Linked DNA regions of Homo sapiens: regions 2, 3, 4, 5 and 6 are each linked to region 1. A link is an interaction called in ENCODE POLR2A ChIA-PET data of the cell type or tissue named here. Cell type or tissue: HepG2. All regions are shown on one strand.

Region 1 (4,000 bases):
ATGGCTGGCAGGAGCTGGACTTCAGTGGCCAGTGGCTGAAAGACCTGCAGGCCACTCTTGAGAAAGGGCATGAAGTGGCCTCAGACACCTCCAGTATCTCCTGTTCATGGGGGTCCCTGCTCTCCCAAATGGTTCAGATGCTTCAAAGTTTAACCAGTAGACATAAGAGGAATGTTCTGGAAGCCATTCAGCACTGTCCACAATGTCGCAGGATGAGCAGATCTGTCTGCTAGTAGAAGGAAATGCCGTTAGAGTTTGCTGACCTGAACCCAGATACCAAGTCAACCCAGGTCTTATCCCATCAAGTTGACATCCGCTCTACACAGATCAATGTTTGCAAGAATCATCTCTCTCTGCTCTCTCTCTTCTTCCTTCCTCCACATTACTTGCAGTCTTTTCTAGCCATCAGTTCTCCTGGAGGGTCCTGGCTCCACCTGGAGATCTACAGCAAAGTCCTAGAGGTCCTGCTGAATTTGCTTTTCCCTTTCTCTCCTTGTGGCAGAGCAGCGGCAGGAGAGCTAGGGATGTTCTCCTGCTATGCTGATGCTACTCACAGCAAAACTCCTTCGGTGTTATGCTAACAAGTTTCTGTCTCAACTCCATCTTTCCGCACACTCCTCTCCCTGCTAGGTGCAAGGAGGGGGAAAGAAAACAATCTCTCCCTATGCACTTTAAACATTCCCTGTGATGTGTCACCAGACTTTATCGCCTTTCAGGCACTAGTGAGTCACTTTTTGAGGCAGGGCCCCCGCTCTAATGTCCACAGAATCCCGAAGCAGAGATGCTGCCAAATTCACCCCCACTGGTGGCTCACTGCCAAGGAGAAACAGGAGCTGTCTTTTTTCAGAGGTCTTTAAAAATAGTGTAGGAGGCCAGGGGTACATTAAGTGACCTCTGGAGGTCCAGTCTGGGCTCAGGAAGTTCTGACAAATTCAAAAATGTAGGTTTTAAGAGACTTGGGGGGCTTTACACAACGAGGCCCTTTTTAGCATTTGCTGCTGCAGGCTGATGGGCTGAATTAATCACTGTTCCTCTAATCAACTAAGGAAAATGGTCTTTCCTTCAAAAACAGCTGTCAGCAATGACTATAAATTGGTTCATTTTATGCAGAAAGATGCCCTGTGATAGGCTGTCAGCCAAATGAATGCTGACTTCAATGTGACTTGAAACAGAATGTTGGAAGTGGCAATATATGAATGGAACAAAACAGGACAATGAAGCAGCATCTCCATAGTCACAGCGAGGCATCATGAAGGATATACAGGGAGTACATTTTGAGACTGACAAGCAAAAATCATAATCTTAACAATGTTGCCTAATGTTTAGTGAGCACTTATTATGTCCTAGACTCTACACTAAATATGTCATTTGTCTTATTCCACCTACCATTAAAATATTTCCGAGCAGGAGTGTTTCTATTGAGACCTGCCAGAACATTGTCAAAATCATAGGCCCAAAGAGCCTAGCTTGAAAGCATGCTGTACTCTAGCAGAGGGGCCTGGAAATGCACAAATCACAGAGACAAACACAAATCAGAGCGGCAGAAGCCACCTTGGTCTGAAGCTGGACTTAGGAGAAAAGGCTCTCCACTTGCTATAATAGGTCTTTAGACAATTTCACACCCTCCAGGTCTCTGGCAGAGCTTAGAGGCTAAAATTTTGTTTAAAAACAAACAAAAGCAGTTTGCCTTAAGTGGGCAAATGGAAAGGGAGATTTTTTACTTGCAAATAAGGAAATGATATTTAGTAATTTTCTAAGCATCTGTCTGTCCTATGTTTTGCTTTAGGGACCTATAACATTCCTCAGTGCTTGCCAATCTCTAGTTTGGAAGCCAAAAGACACTACCTCATAGGCAGTGAGTCAGCAAATGAGAGTGGGTGGGAAGCCAAGGGAGTAAGAATAGGTGGAAAGGGCTGGACAGACTCCAAATCCAAGCTCTGTCACTGACGAGCTTCAGGACTTCGGAAAAATTACACTAACTCCTTTAGCCTACCTCCTAATCTGTAAAACAGACATAACGAATGCTACCTTGCAGAGTCGCTGTGTTCATGAGATAATGAACATACATTATTCATTGCCCATGGATGTGCCTGCTACATAGTCAAGATTAACTCATGGTAACTATTATTTAAAAGGACCACTGGATCCAACTCCAAGATTTACTATAAAGCTATGGTAATGAAGGCAGTGTGGTATTGGTGAAAGAACAGAGAAAAAGATCAATGGAACAAAATAGAAAACCTGGAAATAGACTTACATAAATATAGTCAGCTGATCTTCAATAAAGGAACAAAGACATTTCAATGGAACAAAGGTCATCTTTTCAACTAATAGAGCTGGAACAACTTGTCCACAAAAGAGTCAAACTCTGTAAATATTTGAGGAGATTTGTTCTGAGCCAAATATGAGTGACTAATGGCTCATGGCATAGCCCTCAGGAGATCCTGAGAACACGTGCCCAAGGTGGGGTCAGGGTACAGCTTGGTTTTATACATTTTATTTTATTTTGTTTTTTTATTTAATAAAGTTTTATTTTTCCAAATGTACAATTGGTTGAACCTGTTCATGCATCTTCACCAGCAGCTGGAGCATCCCCGCCCTTGGTATTTCTGGTGTAAATTACTTGAACTCTGTGCTTTGAAACAGTTTGTTAAGTCCTTTACTAAGGAGCTCCTGAAGGGCTGCTCTGGCCAGGGAACCTCGAATCTTTAGTCTCTTAGAGACCACAGCTGGAGCTCTAAGTTTATAGTTGGGAACTTCCTTACAGAGTTTGTCATAAGTAGCTTTGTCAAACAAGACTAAGTTATTGAGCTTGTCCCGAACTTTGCCTTTGGATCACTTCTTCATTTTGGCTTTGCCCCAGGATTTGTTCACTGGGTCTTTGTCTTTCTTGCCCAACTTTTTGGCATCTTTCTTCTTCTTGTTGTCCTTGGGTGCCCTTGTGAAGCTCAGAGAGCAGCGGAGAACCGATTTTACACATTTTATGAGACAAGAGACATCAATCAAATACATATAACACGTACATTGATTCAGTCCAGAAAGACAGGACAACGGGAAGCTGAAGGGCTTCCAGGTCACAGGTAGATTCAAAGATTTTCTGATTGGCAATTGGTTGAGAGAGTCAAGTTATTGTCTGAAGACTTAGGAATGTCTGGGTTAAGATAAGTGGTTGTGGAAACCAAGGTTTTATCACACAGATGAAGCCTCCTGGTAGAAGGCTTCAGAGAGAATAGATTGTATTTCTCATCAGACTTAAAGAATCTGTTCTATTAGTAATTTCAAAAGGGAGGAGGATGTAATGAGGCATGTCTGACCTCCGCTTCCCATCATGACTTGAACTCGCTTTTCAGGTTACCTTTCGAACGCCCTTGCTAAGAGGAGGGTTCCATTCAGATGGTTTGGGGGCTTAGAATTTTGTTTTCGGTTTATAAACCGGGTGTTCAAATGCATATATATCCCCATAACTATATATATATATATATATATATATATATATATATATATATATATATATATAACTATATATATAACTTTATATATAGTCTTTGCACCCTTCACAAAAACTAACTCCAAATAGATCAGAGACCTAATAGTAAAATGAAAAACTATAAAACTCCTAAAAAGTAACATCAGAGAGAATACAGATTACCATGATTCCTTCAATGACTTCTTAGATACAACACCAAAAGCACAATCCATGAAAGAAAACATTGATAAGCTGTACTTCATTAAAATTAAAACACCAAAAGCACAAGCCATGAAAGAAAACATTGATAAGTTGTACTTCATTAAAATTAAAACTTCAGTCTGTGACAGCCAGTTAAGAAAATGCAAAAACCAGCAATAGAGTGTGCAGTCAATTCCTTTCATTTGATGTTACCTCAATTTCCGTTTTCATTCTCATACAAGAAGCAGGGCTCAACCACCTTTGATGTGGTTTCCAGTTCTCCACCTCCTCCCAGTTCCTCAAGGTGCTTGATCCAAATATCTGCCCCATACA
Region 2 (4,000 bases), 110 kb before region 1:
CTCCGCCTCCCGGGTTCCCGCCATTCTCCTGCCTCAGCCTCCCGAGTAGCTGGGACTACAGGCGCCCGCCACCACGCCCGGCTAATTTTTTGTACTTTTAGTAGAGATGAGGTTTCACCGTGTTAGCCAGGATGGTCTCGATCTCCTGACCTCGTGATCCACCCGTCTTGGCCTCCCAAAGTGCTGGGATTACAGGCGTGAGCCACCGCGCCCAGCCAGCCTCTTGATGGATTGTAAAAATCATTCATTCTTAACTGGGGGAAATTTTCCCCTTGGGGGCATTTAGCAATATCTGAATACATTTTTAATTGCCATGATTGATTGGGGGTGGTCCTGGTGCTACTAGCTCTAGTGGGTAGAGGCCGAGGACACGCTCCCCATCCTGTTATGCCCAGGACAGCACCCACAACATGGAAGCATGTAGTCTAAAGTGTTGGTAGTACTGCGATTGAGAAACTGATGTAACTCAAACATCCCATATTGGTTAGCACTTCAACATATCTTGTAGGGGGATACAGTTCAATCTATAACAGATCTCCCATTTAATTTTATTCTGGCCTTACCCCAAGTTAGACATCTGAATCATTACAGTGATGATAAATGGTTGCTCAAATGCAAGGCAGTTTTACTTGGAGGCATGGATGAAAGCTAGATGTAACAGGAAATGAGAAGCCTCTATTTTAAATATTGAATCTGTTAAAATCTTTTTTTTGTTTTTTTGTTTTTTTTCTTTTGAGATGGAGTCTCACTCTGTTGACCAGGCTGGAGTGCAATGGCATGATCTCGGCTCACTGCAACCTCCGCCTCCCAGGTTCAAGTACTTCTCCTGCCTCAACCTCCCGAGTAGCTGAGATTACAGGAGCGTGCCACCATGCCCAACTAATTTTTTATATTTTTTGGTAGAGACAGGGTTTCACCATGTTGGCCATGCTGGTCTCGAACTCCTGACCTCAAGTGATCCACCTGCCTTGACCTCCCAAAGTACTGGGATTACAGGCCTGAGTCACCACACCTGGCCTAAATAATGAATCGTAGTCACTGATTTTTATGAACCACTACAGCAAACAAAAAAACTAACAGTGCTGGACGCAGATGTGTAGAAAAGGTCCAATATCATGTTGTATAATTAGGAAATGCCACTTTATTAGAAAAAATGCCATGTCCCATGAAATCGGGGACTGCATCTCTTTGTTCATGGCAGTATCACCAGCACTTAGAGTGGGGACTGGCACACAGTAAGTGCTCAATGAATACTTTTTGGGTGAATTAGAGTCTCAGGGAGGAATTTTGAGGAAAATCCTTACCTCAGAGGCCTCGCCCCCTACTACTCAAAACGGAAATGACTCCAACTCCCTTTCCGGGATGTCATGGAAGTTGTGTTTACGAGTATGAATTGCTACATGTGCAGATTACAGAGGAGAAGCTTGTGTGTGTGTGAAGAGTACAAAGTATTACTCAGATCACACATAAACATACACATAATTATACAGTGCTCACTTTTGTAAACCTCCTAAGATAATAGTGAAGAGGACACAGGCTAAAAATGGGAAGTCTAAACGGAAGGGCCAGACAAGTGCTCAAAGGAAAATGATCTGTAGAAGTAAGAAGGGCTGTTTGTGAAGCCAGGACCAGGGGTGCAGACAGGAGCCCAGGAGGCTCCACAGCCACCGCTGCAGCCGAGGTCGTCCTCCCGGCCATGCCCTCTGTCTTCCAACTCCAGCCTCGTCTGGAATCCCCCTCCTCTACACCACACTCCTCTGGGAGGTGGTCTCCTTTCTTCCTGCCCAGCACCTTTATGTTCTTTAACTCAAAAGGCAGTGGAAAGAGAAGACAAGGGCCCTAAGAGAGACCTGGGGAACTCGGAAGCCTTTGACTTTGTTCTCAGTAATTCTTAGTTGGCCTTGGGTTAATCTGTTGGCAACAAAGTCCAACGCAGCAGTGATAAAGAACTTTCCCACTGTGTCAAGCAAGGCCTTTGAAAAAGCAGGGCTGGGACAATCCCTGGGAAGGCACACAGGGGACAGCCCTGCGTCTCACAGCCTGTCCAGTGGCCCCCACTTGCTCACGATGGCCCGTGCCAGGTCTCAGGACACCCACCCCCTTCCATTCTGTCATGTCTAAAGTGTCTGACCCAAAGACTAACCTCCCCTGGAGTTCAGGAAGACTCCACTCTACAGACGCAGCTGACCAACGTTCCAGGCAGGAGCAGCCAGTTCAATCTCGTGTCCCCTGGGCTGCCGTCTCTGCCTCAGCGGCTACCTTGGAATCTCACCCTCCCAAGGGAGTCCCACCCCACTGGGGCTTCTGAGCCCCCCTTAGACTCAGCAGGGCTCTAAAAGCAGGGGTTGAAGCATATTAGAGTTTTGCGACAAGTAATAATAACAATAAATGTAAACCTAATTATGGGCCTACCACTGTTCTAAGAACTTTATACGTGGCCGGGTGCGGTAGCTCACGCCTGTAATCCCAGCACTTTGGGAGGCTGAGGTGGGCGGATCACCTGAGGTCAGGATTTTGAGACCAGTCTGGCTAACATGCTGAAACCCCATCTCCACTAAAAATGCAAAAATTAGCTGGGCATGGTGGCAGTTGCCTGTAATCCCAGCTATTCAGGAGGCTGAGGCAGGAGAATTGCTTGAACCCAGGAGACAGAAATTGCAGTGGGCTGACATCTCGCCACTGTACTCCAGCCTGGGTGACAGAGCGAGACTCCATTTCAAAAAAAGAAAAGAGAAGAACTTTACACACATAAATCCATGTCATCCTCCCAATAACCCTGAGACAGGCATCTATATCAGCGTCCCCACTTTTCAGATGAGGAAACTGAGGCAGATGTCAAAGCGCTACTTGACACAGCTAGCAATTAAATAGTAAAAAGATAGTAGTGAAAAGATAATTAGTAAAAAGATTAAATACATTTTTGTGGGTTTGTTTGAAAAGTTAATCTTCCATTTATGATACTGTTTCTACAGAAAATGCTTTTGAATTTCAAACAATTACTTCCTAAAAAACTTTGAACCAAAGTCAAGCCTAGGCCTTCATACCCATATTTTAATAGCGGTGTTTTGGGCTTCATAGTACCTTGGCAAGAAGAGCCTTCCTTCTGCCCCCCAACTCCTACCACACAGCCGCCACCTCCTCCCACACCTCCTCCCCTGTGTCTCCCCCACCCCACAGCCTGGACACACTTCCATTAGAAAGTACTTGAACTTTTTTTTTTTTTTAGACAGAGTCTTGCTTTGTCACCCAGGCTGGAGTGCAGCAGTGCAATCTCGGCTCACTGCAACCTCTGCCTCCTGGGTTCAACCAATTCTCCTGCCTCAGCCTCCTAAGTAGCTGGGACTACAGGCGCACACCACCACGACCAGCTAATTTTTGCATTTTTTAGTAGAGACGGTGTTTCACCATGTTGGCCAGGCTGGCCTCAAACTCCTGACCTCAGGTGATCCACCCACCTCGGCCTCCCAAAGTGCTGGGATTACAGGGGTGAGCCATCACTCATGCAGATACATCTTTGCAAGAACAGATCTTAATGGAAGAAATTACCATAAAATTATCCTAAAGTTTGCCAAAATGATGAAGTAAGAATTACTCAATTTTTTTACAATAATAAGAAAGTCTGGAAGCCGCAGCATCTCCTTAGGAGTTATAAGTAGAATAAATGAAAGCTTCAAGAGGGAAGCCAATGGCAGGATCCCAGGTGGGTGGGGAGGGGGAGGCGGATGAAAGCTGATTACAAACATGTCCAGTAGCAAGTGGGAGTGGGCAGCCTGAGCCAGGAATTCCCAAAAGGTTGAGGGAGTTGAACAGAAATGGGTGAAGGGTCAGAACCCAGTCGCTGGGTCAGATTATAGTAATGTCTTCCTGTGTTAGAAAGAGTGATTCATTATTTTCAAAGGAATGGATAGAAGAGGCCATCCTTCCACACATCTGGGACCCAGTCTTCTTTATGGTAAAGAAAGGTTGGACATCACTCTTTGAGCCCTTTCAGCTTAGAGTC
Region 3 (4,000 bases), 160 kb before region 1:
TGCCCCTCTGGGTGGGGCAGAATGACGCAGGTGAATTCTGCACGGGGGTGGAGCTATGGTTGAAGGCAAAGGGCAGGCCCAGCCAGCACCCCACTTGCAAGGGCCCACTGGATGGGGCAGAGATGGTGCCTCTGTGCCCCTGCTCTGCTGCCCGGGACTGGTGTGGCCCATGATCATTTCTGAGCCACTGTCACTAAGAAAGTAAACTCCGTGGCTTTGCAGTTGGCCATCGGGTGGGATTCTCCCTTATGTTTCAGGGTAACACAGGGCTTCTCCCCTCACTGTCCACCCGAGAACAGCATGAGCAGGTTCAGGCCCTGGGATCAAATCACGCATCTTCCTAGAGCTGTCAGGGTTGTGGGAGTCTGGTAGTCACATCTGTGTCCAGCCCTTTTCTGGTAATGTCCCAGATGCCAGTCCCCTGGTACTCGGATCTCAAATCTAAGACGACAGTCTCCTAGCATGCAGGTAGATGAATGTCTTTGGTGATAAAGATGAGCACAGGCAGGTACATTAGCACCACATGGGCTGGCGGGCTTGTGATCATGGCCTTACTAAGAGAAAACGCTAAAATGCCGCCTCCCAAGCTGCCCTCCTGAGCCACCCCCTCCCCCATGTCAACTCCTCCTGCCGACTCCCCCATGGCAGCAAATGGCAATCCTGCCAGTCCTGCACCTCAGGCTGAAAACTCTGGGGTCATCTGCACACTACTCCACACCCCATGTCTGGCCTTGCAGTGCCCCTGTGGCTCTCCCTCAATGCACATCAGCGTTTGCCCACTTCTCCCACCTGCTCTGCTGCACCAGCCCCCAGCACCTGCCTCCACGCCTCCCCTGCTCTTTCCCAGCACAGCAGCCCGAGTTTGAGTCAGGCCAAATCACCTCTCTGCTCAGAGCCCTCTCTGAATAAAAGCCCAAATGTGACCACGACCTTCCTCTCTCCCTTCCTGACCAACAGTCTCCACACCAGCCACCGTACCTCCTCACTCCCCAAACCCACCAGGCACATGCCAGCCTCAGGGCCTTTGCACCTGCTCTTCCACTGCCTAGAATCGACTTCCCCAGGCACCCAATGGCATGATCCCCGCTTTCCTTCATGTCTCTCTTCAAAAGTCACTTGTCCTCGATCACCCTGTCTAAACGCAAAACCCCTCCCCCTGCTCCTGTAAGTCGGAGCCCCTTTCTTTGCTTACTTATTTTTCCTTTTGAACATGTATCACTATCTAATGTATTTGTTACTTGTTTATCTTGTTACTATTGGATTTCTCCCAACCAGAATATAAGAATCATGAGGGCAGGGATGTTCTTGGTCTCTTGTTCACTGCTGTGCCACCATCACCTACACATGTGGTAGGCACTATGCAGATATTTGATGGAATGAATGTAAAAGCAAAATGTTGATTGTACAGCTACTAAGAATGAAAGATCACCTGACTACTCGGGAACACAATCTGTTGCTGCAGTGGTGACCTGGTTGGCTCAGACATCACAAAGCCTGAAACTATAGAAATAACAATCGAAAAAGTCTAGGAGCCTCAAAATGCCAACAAGGAAATTCAACATGTTTATGTTTTAAAGCATAAACCTTCCTAGATGCGAGAGATGTAAATAAAGGGTAACCCTGAACCATGTTAGGTATCGCACAGAGGGGACTGAAATGAAAGACTTGGGCCCACTGGTGTTAAGAGTCTGGAAAACACAAGAACGGAACACCTTGGTAACCCGGCGACAATATCCCCAGGAAACAGCTACCTCCCTCCCCTAGGGCTGCGGGACAAGAAAGGGAGAGGGGGCATATCCAATCTGGATGGAGAAGAAGGTCGGGTGGGAGAGTGAGAGTGCGAGGAAAGGGGAGAGAGGACAGAAGCTGGGCAAGTCCTGAGGTCAGCCCGGTCCGACCTCACCCAAACAGAAGTCCAGGAGAGAGCGCTAGTGAGCACTGTGCCTCCACCCCAGGCAGGGATTGACATATCCCTGCAGATGTGTCACCGTGACACATACAAGGCCCAGGGATGGCCTCCAAGCACCACTCCACAGTGTGTGTGTGCAGAGAGAGAAAAAGCACATTCTCCCCCACTGCAGTACTCAAGGGACCAAGAAAAGGGCTCAGCATCCCTTTAATTGCTAGCAGATTCAAAGCTGCAAGTGGGGCCAAGGCTCCCACACCCTCCAAGGGTGTGCAGACACTTCCAAGAGTCACCAGCCCACTGCCAGCAGAAGCTCAGAAATCCAGATTTCCTCACAAATCTCTTAAATGGAACTAGAGAATGCAAATCTAACCCGTCCCAGAAACAGTTCAATCCATGTAAACTGGGGAATGTGATAGGGAATGATGCAGAGAAAAGCCGGCATTGCAGCACAGCAAAGCACACACATCTGGCTGCCTTTTGTGTTTATAGTTTGTATATCCAGATAATCTTTTTATGCAAACAATAAATCTGCATGGAAATAAGGTGCAATCTGCTTTTACATTACTGGGATATATTTTACTTGGCAAACAATTTCCCTGGACTTAAAAGGATCAAAGAAAGGGAAAGGACTTCCCTGGCGCTGCACAACAAAACTCAGGTGGTGCTGGGCAGGGACCAACTAACTGCCCCTCAGAAAACCAAGGACTAGAATGAAGGCAGGGCTTATGGTCCCGGTTCTGGTCCCAGGCTCCCCTCTTCACCCCCTCCAGGGTGTGCCAGACTGTCCCCAGCAGAGAGAGCAGCTCCAACAGTTCCACGGTGTGCTGTGAGAAAGTCCTTTACACCCAGCCGCTGGACCTCACACTCACCGCCCACCAGCCCTGCCACCATCATTCTGACCCCTATTTCTGATTTCTGTTCCCCTTGAGGTACTTGGAGGTAGCTATCATATCCCTTCTGAGCCTTTTCTCCACGGTAATCGCTCGCGTCTTCAACCTTTCTTCACTCTTTTGAGCCACTCCTGCGTGTCCACACAGCTTGTGACCGCGTAACAGACCCAGCACAACTAGGGCGACAGCAAAAGAGGCGGAGCCAGGGTGTGTGCAGGGCACGCCCCTCCCTCCTGCTCCAGGTGAGGTATTTCCACCAGCGTGGATGCAACTGAAACCACGCCCTCTTTCCACCGTCTGGCCCAACCCCAGCCAGAAGCAGCTGATGGGACGGTAACAATGACAACTGGCATTTATGGAGAACCTGCTCTTGTTAGACCCTCTACCATGCCTTTCAGTCCTCACAAACGTCAGAGACCACAAGCACAAAGTTACAGGTGGGGAGCCCCACGGGGATCCCGCTCCAACCAGCCTGCCTGGGGTCACGGAGCTCAGACGCCTGACCACAGTGAAGCTCAGGGACTCCAGTGTATTTAAGCCTCGTTCCAGGAAAGGTCATTGAATAAACCGCTGTTCCTTCACGATGCTTTCCTGATTTGGGCATTGATTTGTTAAATTTAAAATATCATAACAAACAGCAAATCCAAGGAAAACTGCTTCCATGCTTGAAATAACACCCAACTGTCTGGAGAACAGCTATAAATGTGAGGCTCTGGGGAGCAGAGGGAGGCCTGAAAGGCGGGCCTTCTCGCTCAGGGCCCCAACTCGCTGGCTGTGGGAGCCCTTCCAAAAGATGTGTCATGAGAACTAAGCTAATTATCCACGTAATTCTCACACTGGGGTTGGGGCCATCGCCAGGGGAAAGCACAGGTTATCTCAAGAACGCAGCCAGATAGGAGGCTGGGGAGACTTGGACGGGCCACCTTCTGCTTCAGTAACTTGGCCCCAAGCTTTCAGGAGGTCTCTGCTTAGAGGAGGACTGCAGAAAAGAAGGCTGCTGGGCCACTGTCCCAATGTTCCGAGCTACAGGTGGTCACCCATGGAGGGGGGTGGGACCTGCTCGGAAGTCCTCCAGTCTTCCCGCCCCTTCTCCCCTCCCGGCCCTCCCAGGCGGCCCCTCTCCTCGGCCTGCCCCCTCCACCCCGCAATTCTTCCCGTCTCAATTCCAGTCCCTCTCTCTTGCGTCCTCCCGGCTTCCACC
Region 4 (4,000 bases), 120 kb before region 1:
TACAACTAAGAATTTTAACTGGTAACTCATATCCAATGGCAACTATGGATGACACCATCTGAAAGGAGTCCTTTGTTAGCAAACTGCTCACTTGCCGTCTCATTTGAGTGCATAAACAGATACATCTCTAAGTCCTAGTGTGTAAAATTTGGAATATTTCTACTTTTATTAATTTGGATTTCCATGGTGAGGAAGGTATAAACTCAACAAAATTGTTAAAAGAATCCTCCAGAAACACACATGAGACAATATTTTCTACTTCCTGGAAGGAAACAGGAGCTTAGCCTGTGTCTTTTTTGCATTTGCTCAGAGTGTCCACATTGACACAGTTACCATGGTAAGAGCTTCCTTTTGAAAGCACAGTGGAATCAGCCCATTCAGAGCGTGTTGTAGCAGGCATGTGATTCTTTCCTGCTTCCATAGACACCAATTTCATTGTAGGCTCCATGTATTGTTGTCTTCTTCCTGAGACCTTGGGTTGGGGCCAGCTGAGCGGGTTTTGATAGCAGCTGTTTCTCTCCTGATTATTTTTTGATTTCTTTGATAGATGAGGCTGCGAGTGAACACTTACATCACGTGCAGAAGTGATATGAGAGCCAGGAGCAGAACCAAACCTCCTCCTGGAAGATTCTTATGCTATTTAGGCCTTCAGAGTAGACCAGATGGCTGACACTGACCCTTTAGCTATTCAGTAGTCTGTAGACTAAAACTCCTGCCATAGGCTCACTTGCCTCAGATCTTAATTTCCTGATACTCTTCTCATCCTTAAACCCTTTCTTCTTTAGTTAGTCAGTAATAACAATAGTCACCTTTAATAAGTACATACTATCAACCTTCCCACAAGCTATATGCTTTATATACATTATTTCATTTAATCCTTCTATCTCCTCTGCGAGGTATTATTACCCCCATTTTATCAATGAGAAAACTGAGATGCAGAGGGGTTAAGAAATTTACATAAGGTCCCTTTGAGAGGTTGACATTATTAGGATCTTCTCCTATGTCCATGCTTTATCTCCCAGACAGACTCTTTGAAAGCAGGAACCAAGTAACATTGATCAGTCTCACACCCACAGTGTTAGAATGCCCTGATTTGTATCATTGGCCTATTTCCATTGTGTAAATACTCCCATCATCACTCACTTCAGGCTACCAGTGTGAAGTCACTGGGAGCAGATGTGTACAATGGGCTCCCACAAGCCGGGGAAAGCCAGCTATGGCAGCTTGCTGGCCCCTGAGATATGCATAGTTACCTAAGGGGTCTAGCCCCAAACTCTGCTTGTCTGTTGGGGTGGGATTTGGCTCTGTCATTCTCTAACAGCTGTTAAAACATAGTACCTTGGAAGAATCTGCTAATGTGGGTGGCGGATACTTCACCCAAATCTTACTCTGTGCCCTCTCAGGGTAGGACACTCAAGCTTAGTCCCAAAGGGAACACACCCCTCCGCATGAGGTGATGTTTAGGCAGAGGGAAGCTGTGTGACCCATGGCGTCCCTTCTAAATGAAAGCAAAACAGCTAAAACAAAGCCTTTTTGCTGTGATTTGGAGTAATAAGGTGAGGAATCTCTTCTAAGAATGATTAACCATAAAGGCATGCAAAATATGTCTGACCGAACACAAAGTTTAATGATATCGTATTCTTCCTGCCAATGACAGACCTTTTCATCATTCTCTTATGTCTGAGATGCTCTTGTTTAAATGAAAACAAAATTCCTCTTGTTTAAGATCTGATCACACTTACCACGCTTACCTTCACTAACAGGAAGGTGTTTTAAAATGCTTACAGTAAGAGATGCTGGATTCTGTGTTTCTAAAACAAGTGTGCTTAGAACAGTAAGTAAATATGTACATTGTGTGGTTAGGAGAGAAATGGATTTCTAGTTCTTAGTAAATCTCCAAAGAGTTCCAAATCTCTTAAGTTAATGAAATTGGAAACAATATTTGGCAGCTCAGTAATAGAATGACCTCATAGGTATGCATGCTTAGATTAGGGAACTCATTCATTCTTTCAACAAAATTTTATTGAATATCTCTTAGGTGCAAGACACTCCGTAAGGGTCTGGGGATATAAAGAAGAGAAAAACCCAGGCCAATGACTGGAGATGAAGTGGCTAACGGATGCTTCCAGGGGTTGGCAAGCAACAACCTGAGGGTACAACCCAGCTGCAGCCTGGGGTTTACTGGAGCGTGGCCACACCCACCACTTATGCATCTGCTGTGGCCACTTCAACTCAGGCACCCAGTTGAGTAGCAGCTGGGACAGAGACCGCTTGTCCATGGAGCCTAAAACACTCACTGGCCCTTGAGAGAAAGAGTTTTCCAGCCTCTGGTCTTAGGAGAGAGAATGTAGGCCCAGACTATGGTGCTATGGGGAGCAAAGATGAGGAGACGGAGTGGGATGAACTTTAGAAGGTAGAATCTGTCGGGTGGGGAGCAGAGTGTAGGACCAAGGATAATACCCAAGTTGTCAATGGGGCCTGGAGGGAGAGCCCTCTGCTTCCAGGCCACTTCCTTCCCACCCCGTGAGCCCTGAGTACACAGCACGCCCAGCATTTCCTGCTGCCCAATAGAGCAAACTATTTATATGCTTCTCAAAAAATCCCTTTATTTAATGTGAACTTTTTTTCTAGAGGTCTTGGGACAGTAAGTCTAAAATGAACACCTCTCTTTTTAAAAGTAACAGTTGACTGGAATATTGTCAACTGCTTTATCTCATGCTGCCATAGCAGTAAAGGGGAGGCCAGCCACTTAGAGAAAATAAAGAAATGTTGGACTTGGTAAGTTAAAACCTGTAACGGTGTTTTTCATCATCATGATCATGACTGTACTAATCCAAAATAAGGCACTATCAGATAATTAATCTTTCACAGATAAAAATTTAACAAAGCAGTAGCTAGGTTACTTGACAGTAAATCTTTGCTTTATTTCTTTATCTTAATTAGAGAAATAACGATGGGTTAGGCTAAAGGCAGGTGAGTCAGTCTGCTAGGGGAAAGGTGACCTTGACGACTTGTTAACTGTTCATCTGCTCTTTAACCCACCCAGAGGTCCTAAATGTCACACGCTTCATGAATTACGCCACGTGAAGTTCATCAGTGCCAAACGACCTTATTAATGACTATTTGACCCAACAAACATGATTGAGGCCCTCTGGGTGTAGGCACTGCTGTGCCCATGCCCTGCCCTGGGGTGGCAGAAATACCAACAAGACCAGGCACTGCCCTTTAAGGAGCTCACAAACCAGCATGAGAGGACGGAGCTTCCACAGGTGTCCCAAGAAGTCAAATGTAATCCCTTTTTAGCAGAGGTGGAACCATCCTGACAGCTAGTGCTCTATCTTCCCATCACGTCTTCCCAATTCTCCTGCCAATAGCGCCAACAGCCTCCTCTGGCCTCCCTGGCCCTGCACCCACTAAATGATTTGAATGGAAGCTGCTGCTGAACACAGAACACTTCCCCGCCCTGGCCCAACTCTGACGCCTCCTTCCTGCCCCTGGGCTCCTTGGTGAATGAAGTTTGATCCCTGCCTCTTGGCATCACTGCCCTTCCTAGAGTTTGGTTTTGAGACCCATAAATTGCCCATATTTGCATAAATTAGTTTGAAGTTTCTGGCCCTTGCAGAAAAATCCTGATGAATAAGAATGTGGCCAAGAAAGCCCAGGAGAGGGAGTGGTTATTTCCAGCTGGGGGCACTGGAGAGGGTTTCTGCAGACAGAGGCGGGAAGGGCGCGCCCAGCAGCAGGTACTGTGCATGCAAAGGCCAGGCAGGGTATGGCGGATTCAGGGAAGAAGGCCATGGCTGATGCAATTGGATCTATTTGGGGGAGAGAAGAAGGCCACGGCTGGAGAGAAAGAGGAAAAAGAAACACAATTCAAAAGCCAGAATATCTGTGATGAACTTCGAATGCAGGTGAGGAGTTCCCCAAGTCAGGAGTCAGGAGTGCCATCATTTTAGCCTTCCTTGGGTACAAATTACACTTCGAGCAAGTGGCAATCTTA
Region 5 (4,000 bases), 120 kb before region 1:
AATGTATTATTTTTAGAAGAATTCAGAACATCTAAAACTATGTTAGAAACCAAACTTACTTCGTCCTGTCAGACACCTTGATGACCCAGTTAACAAATATTCCTAAGCTATGCTTATGTGTTCAGTTCTATGCCAGAAACAGAGATATTAGACATAGCCTCTACTCTCAAGGAACGCACACCTTAGCTGTTAAGCGGGGCAGAAAATAAGAAATACATGAGAAGCTAAATAAACACATGTGTTTGATAATAATCTAAAGAAAGGCACAGAAGCTGAGATGGAGGGAGCAGCTGAGGCTCATTAGTGGCTGAGCATTGGAACAGGGATCAACCAACTTCTGCTTCTGAGGGGCCAACGTGACCATTCCGAGGGCCGCACTGACTCTAAAACAAGCCTCTTCGCCCCGATGAACTACACTCTGATGTCCAGTGGCCCACAGGCTGTTGTTTCTTTACGTTTGTTTTGAACTTCCCTTAAAGAATAAATATAAGAAGCAGGGCCTGGTGCATACCTATCATCCAAGCTCTTCAGGAGGCTGAGGCAGGAGGATGGCTTGAACCCAGGAGTTCCAAGATGCACTGAGCTATGATTATAGCACTGCTCTCCAGCCTGGGTGACAGAGTAAGACCCTGTCTCTAAAAATGAAATTTTTAGAAGCCATAAAACTTTCTCATTCATTCCTCATAAAAATGAAGCCATGTAAATATGACTCTTGGGAAAGAGCAGATATTCAACGTGGTAGAATATGGGATCTTCCATAGAGTGGCTGATGCAATGAAAAACATATACAATTGTAGCAGTCAGTTGTGCCCCTAACATTTGCGGGGCCCCAGGCAAGAGCGCACATGGAGGCCCACGCACCATAGGTTTAAATATTTAAAAGTTGCTCACCAAACTGATAAATATGTCCATATCCTCCTGCCTTTGCAAATATACCTTCATCATGACCTGAAGACAAGGTTCAAATGTAAAATTTCTGGGCACCGTGAGGTTAACAGCACAGTATGTAGCAGTGCAGGACGCTCCTGGCCTCTGGCCTGCCCCCTCCTCTTCTCACCCCAGCTCCTGAGTGGGCTCTCATGCATAGGCTCGGCCTGCTTAGACCACATGCCCAAGCTCTGTGCGTGACTCACAACAGCTGCCTGTCTTCACCCCTCAGGCCCACGGGTGGTGTCACCTGCAGTGTGGTGCTCCCCAGGAAGACAGATCCTAAGGAATCCCTTCATGCAGGACCTGAAAGTGAGAACAGAGCAACTTGGGCAGGAAATTTGGGGTCCCAGTTACCTGGAATGTGGTCTACAGAAAGACACATGAGCTCCAGGTGACGTCCTCACCCCAGTGGGTAGGGGCTGGATTGGGGCCCTGTAAAGCCTGGGGCCAGGGCAGAGCTGCCTCTCACTGGGTCTGGGTCAGCCAAGAGCCACCATTTGTGGAATGCACTCTGTGCTGTTCTCTGTGCTCACGTGTTGTAATTTCCACGTCACAGAGTTTTCAGGGCGCTTGCTCAACTCACAGCTGATAGTGGCAGAGCCAGAATTCCATCACTGGACGGCCGTCTGACTCCAGAATCCGTGCTCTTCCTCACACTGGTTTACCATTTCTCATTAAAGGCTGGGAAGCACTGGATTGGATTATCTCACGAGCCCACTTCCTTCCCAGTGATACTCTTCAGCCGTGTGAGCAGGGCAGGCCCAGCATCGCCACCTCTGCGATGAGGAGGTGGTCCAGACAGTCTAAGGTTCAGACCTGCTGACTTACGTTACACACGCTCCAGGCTAAGTTCTGTTACTAAACACTCCGAATCTGGGTTTATTGACCATTTGTGAACACGGGTTATGGTGTCCTCATCTGAACTTTCTCCGGATGATCTCCCTGAGTCAGTAGGAATGTTGAAATGACTCCATCCAGGTGAACTTTCATCCTCATGGAAAATATGTGGTTCTCTCCTGCTGCTGGCAACTCACAGTGTGGAGTAAACACATTCCCTTGGAAATGCTTGTAATTCTAGGTTTTTCCAACATGAAAGTATTTTATCAAAATAATGCTTAGTCTAAGCAGTGTTTTTTTCTGAGTTTCGACATCTTAGCTCTATGGATCATATTTTGACTAGGGCTATGGCCCAGTGTTGATCCCATTCCTTCACTGCTGGGTCTAGGAGCAGTAACTGAATTACTAGAAAGCCTTTCACGCTTCCTCTATGCAGGCCAGCTTGGGAACTTTGATAAAGAACCTTGGGAAAAAGCAACCACTGTAGGGCTCACAGCCCCTCAGCAGTAAGGCCAATAGCCCCTGACTGTGCCTGCATGCCGCAAAGGCACATAGGATAACATTGAGCTAAATTAAATTTATAATGTATTTTCTATCCCCAATATTACTCCCCTAAGGTCTAGTTAACGGGCAAAGGACTGAGTACTGGATGGTAGGATTTGGGTCAGCTGGGTAACCACCTGGCACAGTTCTGAACAGTGTGGCCGCAGGGGCGAGTTTCATATGATGGTCCACAGAGGAGCGATTTCAGTCTGTATGTGTTTCCCTGGGCAGTGGCAGGATGGGTTCCTGTTTACTGTTCTCATTTGTCCGGTTGTGAAAGAGTTTGTTTCATTCTTTTTGTTTGTTAACATCTTCAGCCCTGCAGCAACTAACCTCCGGGCTCTTCAGATAGTCTTGTGAGGTGAGAGCGGCAAGAATCCAATGTGGTCATTTTTTAAATTTTAATCTCAATCTTTTTTCCTTTTAGAATACTATTCAGTAACAGTTTAGAGCCGTAGACCAGCATGCCTTTAGCAAAATGACCTCATGACTCGGCATCCCAAGTTGTGAGTTCTAGTCCTGGTTGTGCCACTTTCTAACTTTCACTTCGCGCCTCAGTTTTGTTAATGTCAATTGGAGATAGAAGTGTTTGCCTTGCATACCTGGAGAGATGGGCAGGCATCTAACTGAGGACCATTTCGACAGTCATGAGTGGGTTAACCAAGGTGACAGGAAGGTGAGCAAGACGTAGCTCCTGCTCTCAATGGAAAATCAACATGTCAATGGCTAATGATGGCCTGGTGTGTGGGTGAAAGAAATTGAGACTTTGAAGTACTTTCCATGAAAAATTATTATTAAGCATTAATAGAGTAGGTTGGAAGGTAAGATGAACCCAGCCAGTCTGGGACTCTCAGAAGCTGAATTGGCCCAAGTTAGTGCCAGGCACGAAGAACAGACTCACAGTTCATCTGATGGCAGCTTCTAGGGCTGAGCTTGCAAAACACAAATCTGTGTAGTCAAGGTTTTGCCTACTCTTTTTGGAGTTGTTCATAAGCATGGTACCAAAAAAAAAAAAAAGATTCTGAGCTCAAATAAGTTTGGGCAATGCTGTATACTGCATGCCCCTTGACAATTTCTTTCTTTTTTTTTTTTTTTTGAGATGGAGTTTCACTCTTGTTGCCCAGGCTGGAGTGCAATGACGTGATCTTGGCTCACTGCAACCTCCACCTCCCGGTTTCAAGCGATTCTCCTGCCTCAGTCTCCCGAGTAGCTGGGATTACAGGCGCCCACCACCACGCCCGGCTACTTTTTTGTATTTTTAGTAGAGACAGCATTTCACCATGTTGGCCAGGCTGGTCTCAAACTCCTGGCCTCAGGTAATCTGCCCGCCTCAGCCTCCCAAATTGCTAGGATTACAGGCGTGAGCCACCATGCCCAGTCGACAATTTCTTATACACGTTAACAGTTAAAGATTCTGGAAACGGGAAAGTTTGGCATTAAATAAATCTGTACTTTTGCTTACCTCTGTTTAATTTAAATTTGTGCATGCAAGACTTTTTCAATTCCCCTTTTATAATACCTCATTGAGAAGTGTTCCACAAGGCACCAGTTTGGGAAACACTGAATGGTAAATGTTATGGCAGACATCTGAAGTGATTATAAGAGAATCAGATAAGGTCGTAGATGTGTTGGCTCAAATCTATTTCTAGTAGTAAAAAAACAAAAACCTAAGGCACGTGATCTACAGACC
Region 6 (4,000 bases), 88 kb before region 1:
CGAGGGTTAAATGAAATGACACAGAAAGAACTTTACCCACAGTAAGCTTTCAGCAAATTCATTCATTTGGCAAGTATTTATTGAGTGCCTGTCTATTGCAACCTGATGGTTTGCTAGCCAGACTCTACTTCCCTTGGCCGTAGCAGTGCTGGACTGGGCCCTGGAGTGTGGTGTTAGCAGTGAGCAAACAAAAGAGACAGATATCCCTATTGATGGAGCTCACGGTCTGATGGGAGCCATCATTACTATCATTATTGTTCTGTGGTGATCTGTTGCTCTAAGATTGTAAATTGACTCAATCTTTGTGAAGGAAGGAAGTGAGGCAGCTAAGCGGGATTAGGAGGCGGGACACTCAGGAGACTTGTCTTGCACCAGGAATATGGATGTGCTCGAACCTTACTGGAATCCATCACAACCGGGATGTTGATGAATTCAGGTTTCCACATACAACTCATTAGATAAATGGCTAAATATAAGCCTGTCCTATACCAACCATAGTAGTCAAGCCTTGAAGAGGAAGCAAGACAGATCCCCTTGCCTGTGCTCACCTTTCTTAGTTGGGGAAATATTGAAGGGGGCGGCCCCTGGGTTCCCGACACCAAACTTGAAACCAGCCTGCTGAAGCTGACCCCATGGTCAACGAGATTCCGAAACCAAGTAATGCGCTGTAGAGGGATGTTTCCTGGGACTGCGCGGTTTTGTTTTATTGCATAAATTTCAAAGTATTTAACATGTAACCAAGAAATTGTTGTGTTCAGAAAATTGCAAAAGAAAACTCAAGAGAATAAGGCCTCCAGAAAAAAACAACAACAACAGCAACATGTTTTTAGGGTAATGAAGGCCAGGAAGAACAATTAATAATTATTAAATCAATGTTGAATTAGATTGTTATTTCAATTCTTGGTGTGAATGACTGAATCATAATCTAGTCACAAGTGATAGAAAAACTGTGAACTGAAAGCCAATTCCAAACTCAGCACGTTGAGATGTTCTGTTGTATTCAACGTGCTGATAAAGCCCTTGATGGAAAGGAAGATATATGGTATCTTGGTATGATATATGGTAAAAGATATATCTTTTACCAAGTTTTACTAAAAGAAAATTTATTTCTTCCCACTAAATAATGTGGACTAATGTAAAAATACGTATATTGGCTTGAAGAGGGGCTACCTTTGTAGCTGCCCTGCAACCCTCATATCTGGGTCGAACCCTGCTGGGTTGAGGTTCTGGACAGTCTGCGTGGGATAAGGTCTCAACAGATGGGGTTGAGACTCCCACTCACTTGGTAATTCTGAAAATGTAATCTAGTGTGTGTGCACTTGTTTATTATTTAAAATCACATTTAATGGCCAGGCACAGTGGCTCAGCCTGTAATCCTAGCACTTTAGGAGGCTGAGGCGGGTGGATCACCTGAGGTTAGGAGTTTGAGGCCAGCCTGGCCAACATGGTAAAACCCCATCTCTACTAAAAATACAAAAATTAGCCAGGCATGGTAGTGCATGCCTGTAATCCTGTCTACTTGGGAGGCAGAGGCAGGAGAATCGCTTGAACCTGGGAGGTGGAGGTTTCAGTGAGTCCAGATGGTGCCACTTCACTCCAGCCTGGGCAACAAGAGCGAAACTCTGTCTCAAAAAAAAAAAAAACATTTATTCAGCACCGATTCTATGGTACAAATTAGATGCAAAAATGAGCTGGCCTTGCCCTGCACTCACAGGGCCTACAGACAAGGAGACAGGGAACTAGAAGTCAGTGTGGTTCTGCAGGACCCTCTGAAATCTAACCTAGCTGCATGACCCAGCAAAGTCTGCAGGAAAACTAAGAACAGAGGCAGCCCTGCTGATGCATTATTTAGCCAGATTGCCCTCCCCACAGCCGCCAGCCAAGCATGTGTTCTGCCAAGGAGAGACAATTAGGTGGCCGCACTGTGGTAGGGCAGAGAGCTCTTGCAGCTCTGCATGAAATGGGCACTGAGGTGAGTGAGTACTTCCCTCTCCTGTTTTAGACCAAGGATCAGTCAACTTTTTCTGTAAAGGATCAGACAGTAACTATTTTGATGTATGTGTGCTGTGAGGTGAGTGCTGCAACGCCCCCCACCGCTCTGTCGTGGTAGTATGAGAGCAGCCGCAGGCACAGGTCACGGAGGGGCGCGGCTGTGTTCAGTAGGGCAGCATTCATAGAAAGAAGCCAGCAGCGACCGACGGGCCCTCGGGCTGCAGGTTGCGGACCCCTACTTGAGAGCCAGGCCAGTCCAAATTCCCAGTTGCCCTTTATTCACGGGGAACTATGTAAACATCAAGAGACTATTTTCCAAAACTCGTTTTTAAAAAATCTCAAGCACATAAAAACACATTGTGCTTCTCGGTGTTTGTTTTTCAGAAGTGTTTTTCCACTGGCATTTTAACTGAAGGGATTTGTTTCTTCTTTCATTTCTCCTGTGCTTCTTGGCGACAGAGTCTACATACCGACATTTCACCCTTTCCTCACCCTCGAGAGTAAGACTTCCAAGATTAAGTTTATTGTACTCGGGAGTTGGCCAAGCAACCACATAACTCCTGTCTGCTCCGAATCCTCAAGGCAGTGCCAGCTGCATTTTTCCAGGCCCGGACAGCATGCCAGAGGGGCAACGTCACAGCCCAGGCAGCCAGGCCTCCGTTTCCTGTCTCTTTCCTCCTGAAAGACACATGAATCATATCAGCTTTATCATTTGACTCGGAGCTCATTTCCCTGTTCCACAAACGCCTGGAGTTAGAGGCAGTGAGAGCCAAGTACAATGAAAACATGAAGTCCTGAGTTGCTTTCTCCCCTTAAGAATGGAACACATGTTCTCCCATCTCAAAAGAAAGCACCTCAGCTGGCTTAATTTGGAGTCTTTTGGCCTGAGCACTTGGCTCCTGGGTCAGACACTGGTGATCTCATCTGAAAAGCTGGGCCCTGCCTGTGCCCAAGGCGGGCAAGGTCCCAGCCATGGTGGCAGCAGGGCCCTTGTGTGCGTCCACCCCTGGCACACGTGGACTGTGTGCTTAGGGGCAGGTTTCTCCTGCAAGTAACCCTAGCTGAGTGTGAATGTAGACAGCAATCTGTGATCACATCACAACCTTTCCCTGAGCGTCTTACCATCCTTGCTCTGGAGTGAAAGGGCTAATAGGAAAGGAAAAGTCTAACAAAGAATTTGGACACATGAATTTGAAACTAAAATATCAATGACTTGTAAATACGAGGAAGGGATCGGGTGGGTCAGAGACAGGAGCTATCCAGATACTGCTCTTACCTGCTCACAAACACATATTGCTAAATTTATTGAGCACTTACTATGTGATAGACCCAGCTTTAAAAAGGACTTTACTTGCACTAACTCATTTCATCTTCACAACAATGCTGCCAGGTAGATAGAGTTGTTGCAGTTTTACAGATGAGGACATTCAGGTCCCAGGAGGTATCTTGCCTGAGGTCGGACAGCTAGCTAAGGTCAGAACCCAGATTGATGGCAAGGATTCTGAACGACTGTGAGTGTTTGTGTGCTGTGTGATCTAAGAGAATAACACGATAATAAGCAGATTCATTATTAAAAAGCATGTATGTGTTTCAGAAACTCCCTGTGTATTTTAGTATAATCATGTTCGGCATGATAAGATTAGACATTTATGTTTATTAGAGCCACACTAATGAAAATATACAACTGGCCAGGCATGGTGGCTCACGCCTGTAATCCCAGCACTTAGGGAGTCCAAGGCGGGTGGATCATGAGGTCAGGATTTCAAGACCAGCCTGGCCAAGATGGTAACACCCCGTCTCTACTAAAACTACAAAAATTGAACGGGCACGGTGGCTCACACCTGTAATCCCAACACCTTGGGAAGCTGAGGCGGGTGGATTACCTGAGGTCAAGAGTTCGAGACCAGCCTGGCCAACATGGTAAAACCCCATCTCTACTAAAAATGCAAAAATTAGCTGGGCATGGTGGCGCACGCCTGTAATCCCAGCTACTGAGAGGAGCTGAGGC

The links. Peaks named below come from ENCODE experiments on the same cell type or tissue, not always from the same donor. Only the 100,000 strongest peaks of a DNase experiment are listed, where the experiment ranks them.
Region 2: POLR2A ChIA-PET joins it to region 1 with 13 read pairs; 4 of 35 experiments call an interaction of 5 or more read pairs at or near these places.
Region 3: POLR2A ChIA-PET joins it to region 1 with 22 read pairs; 7 of 35 experiments call an interaction of 5 or more read pairs at or near these places.
Region 4: POLR2A ChIA-PET joins it to region 1 with 20 read pairs; 3 of 35 experiments call an interaction of 5 or more read pairs at or near these places.
Region 5: POLR2A ChIA-PET joins it to region 1 with 46 read pairs; 2 of 35 experiments call an interaction of 5 or more read pairs at or near these places.
Region 6: POLR2A ChIA-PET joins it to region 1 with 11 read pairs; 6 of 35 experiments call an interaction of 5 or more read pairs at or near these places.

What each region holds. Positions count from the first base shown.
Region 1 is chr6:3,911,359-3,915,358 of GRCh38, forward strand. TGILR (TGF-beta induced TARBP2 interacting lncRNA) reads right to left here and starts at 644. Exons shown (of 1, transcript NR_198974.1): 1 at 1-644. It also overlaps the pseudogene RPS25P7. RefSeq lists a silencer at 374-571. In HepG2, no CTCF peak of the experiment used is centred here; DNase peaks (open chromatin) are centred at 733, 1,873, 2,363, 2,873 and 1 weaker place; H3K4me3 peaks cover 889 bases.
Region 2 is chr6:3,804,568-3,808,567 of GRCh38, forward strand. No RefSeq gene overlaps it. Among named protein-coding and RNA genes, the nearest start is that of FAM50B, 43 kb to the right of the region's middle. In HepG2, no CTCF peak of the experiment used is centred here; DNase peaks (open chromatin) are centred at 1,374 and 1,934; H3K4me3 peaks cover 964 bases.
Region 3 is chr6:3,746,527-3,750,526 of GRCh38, forward strand. All of the region lies in intron 1 of PXDC1 (PX domain containing 1), which reads right to left. Among named protein-coding and RNA genes, the nearest start is that of PXDC1, 3.2 kb to the right of the region's middle. In HepG2, a CTCF peak has its summit at 1,930; DNase peaks (open chromatin) are centred at 1,965 and 3,595; H3K4me3 peaks cover 1,407 bases.
Region 4 is chr6:3,796,194-3,800,193 of GRCh38, forward strand. No RefSeq gene overlaps it. Among named protein-coding and RNA genes, the nearest start is that of PXDC1, 46 kb to the left of the region's middle. In HepG2, no CTCF peak of the experiment used is centred here; DNase peaks (open chromatin) are centred at 377, 1,168 and 1,608; H3K4me3 peaks cover 359 bases.
Region 5 is chr6:3,787,442-3,791,441 of GRCh38, forward strand. LOC124901244 (a long non-coding RNA gene) reads right to left here and starts at 1,678. Exons shown (of 2, transcript XR_007059412.1): 1 at 1,514-1,678; 2 at 1-1,233. In HepG2, no CTCF peak of the experiment used is centred here; DNase peaks (open chromatin) are centred at 1,142, 1,490, 1,910 and 2,560; H3K4me3 peaks cover 2,381 bases.
Region 6 is chr6:3,823,546-3,827,545 of GRCh38, forward strand. No RefSeq gene overlaps it. Among named protein-coding and RNA genes, the nearest start is that of FAM50B, 24 kb to the right of the region's middle. In HepG2, a CTCF peak has its summit at 2,096; DNase peaks (open chromatin) are centred at 2,106 and 2,646; H3K4me3 peaks cover 436 bases.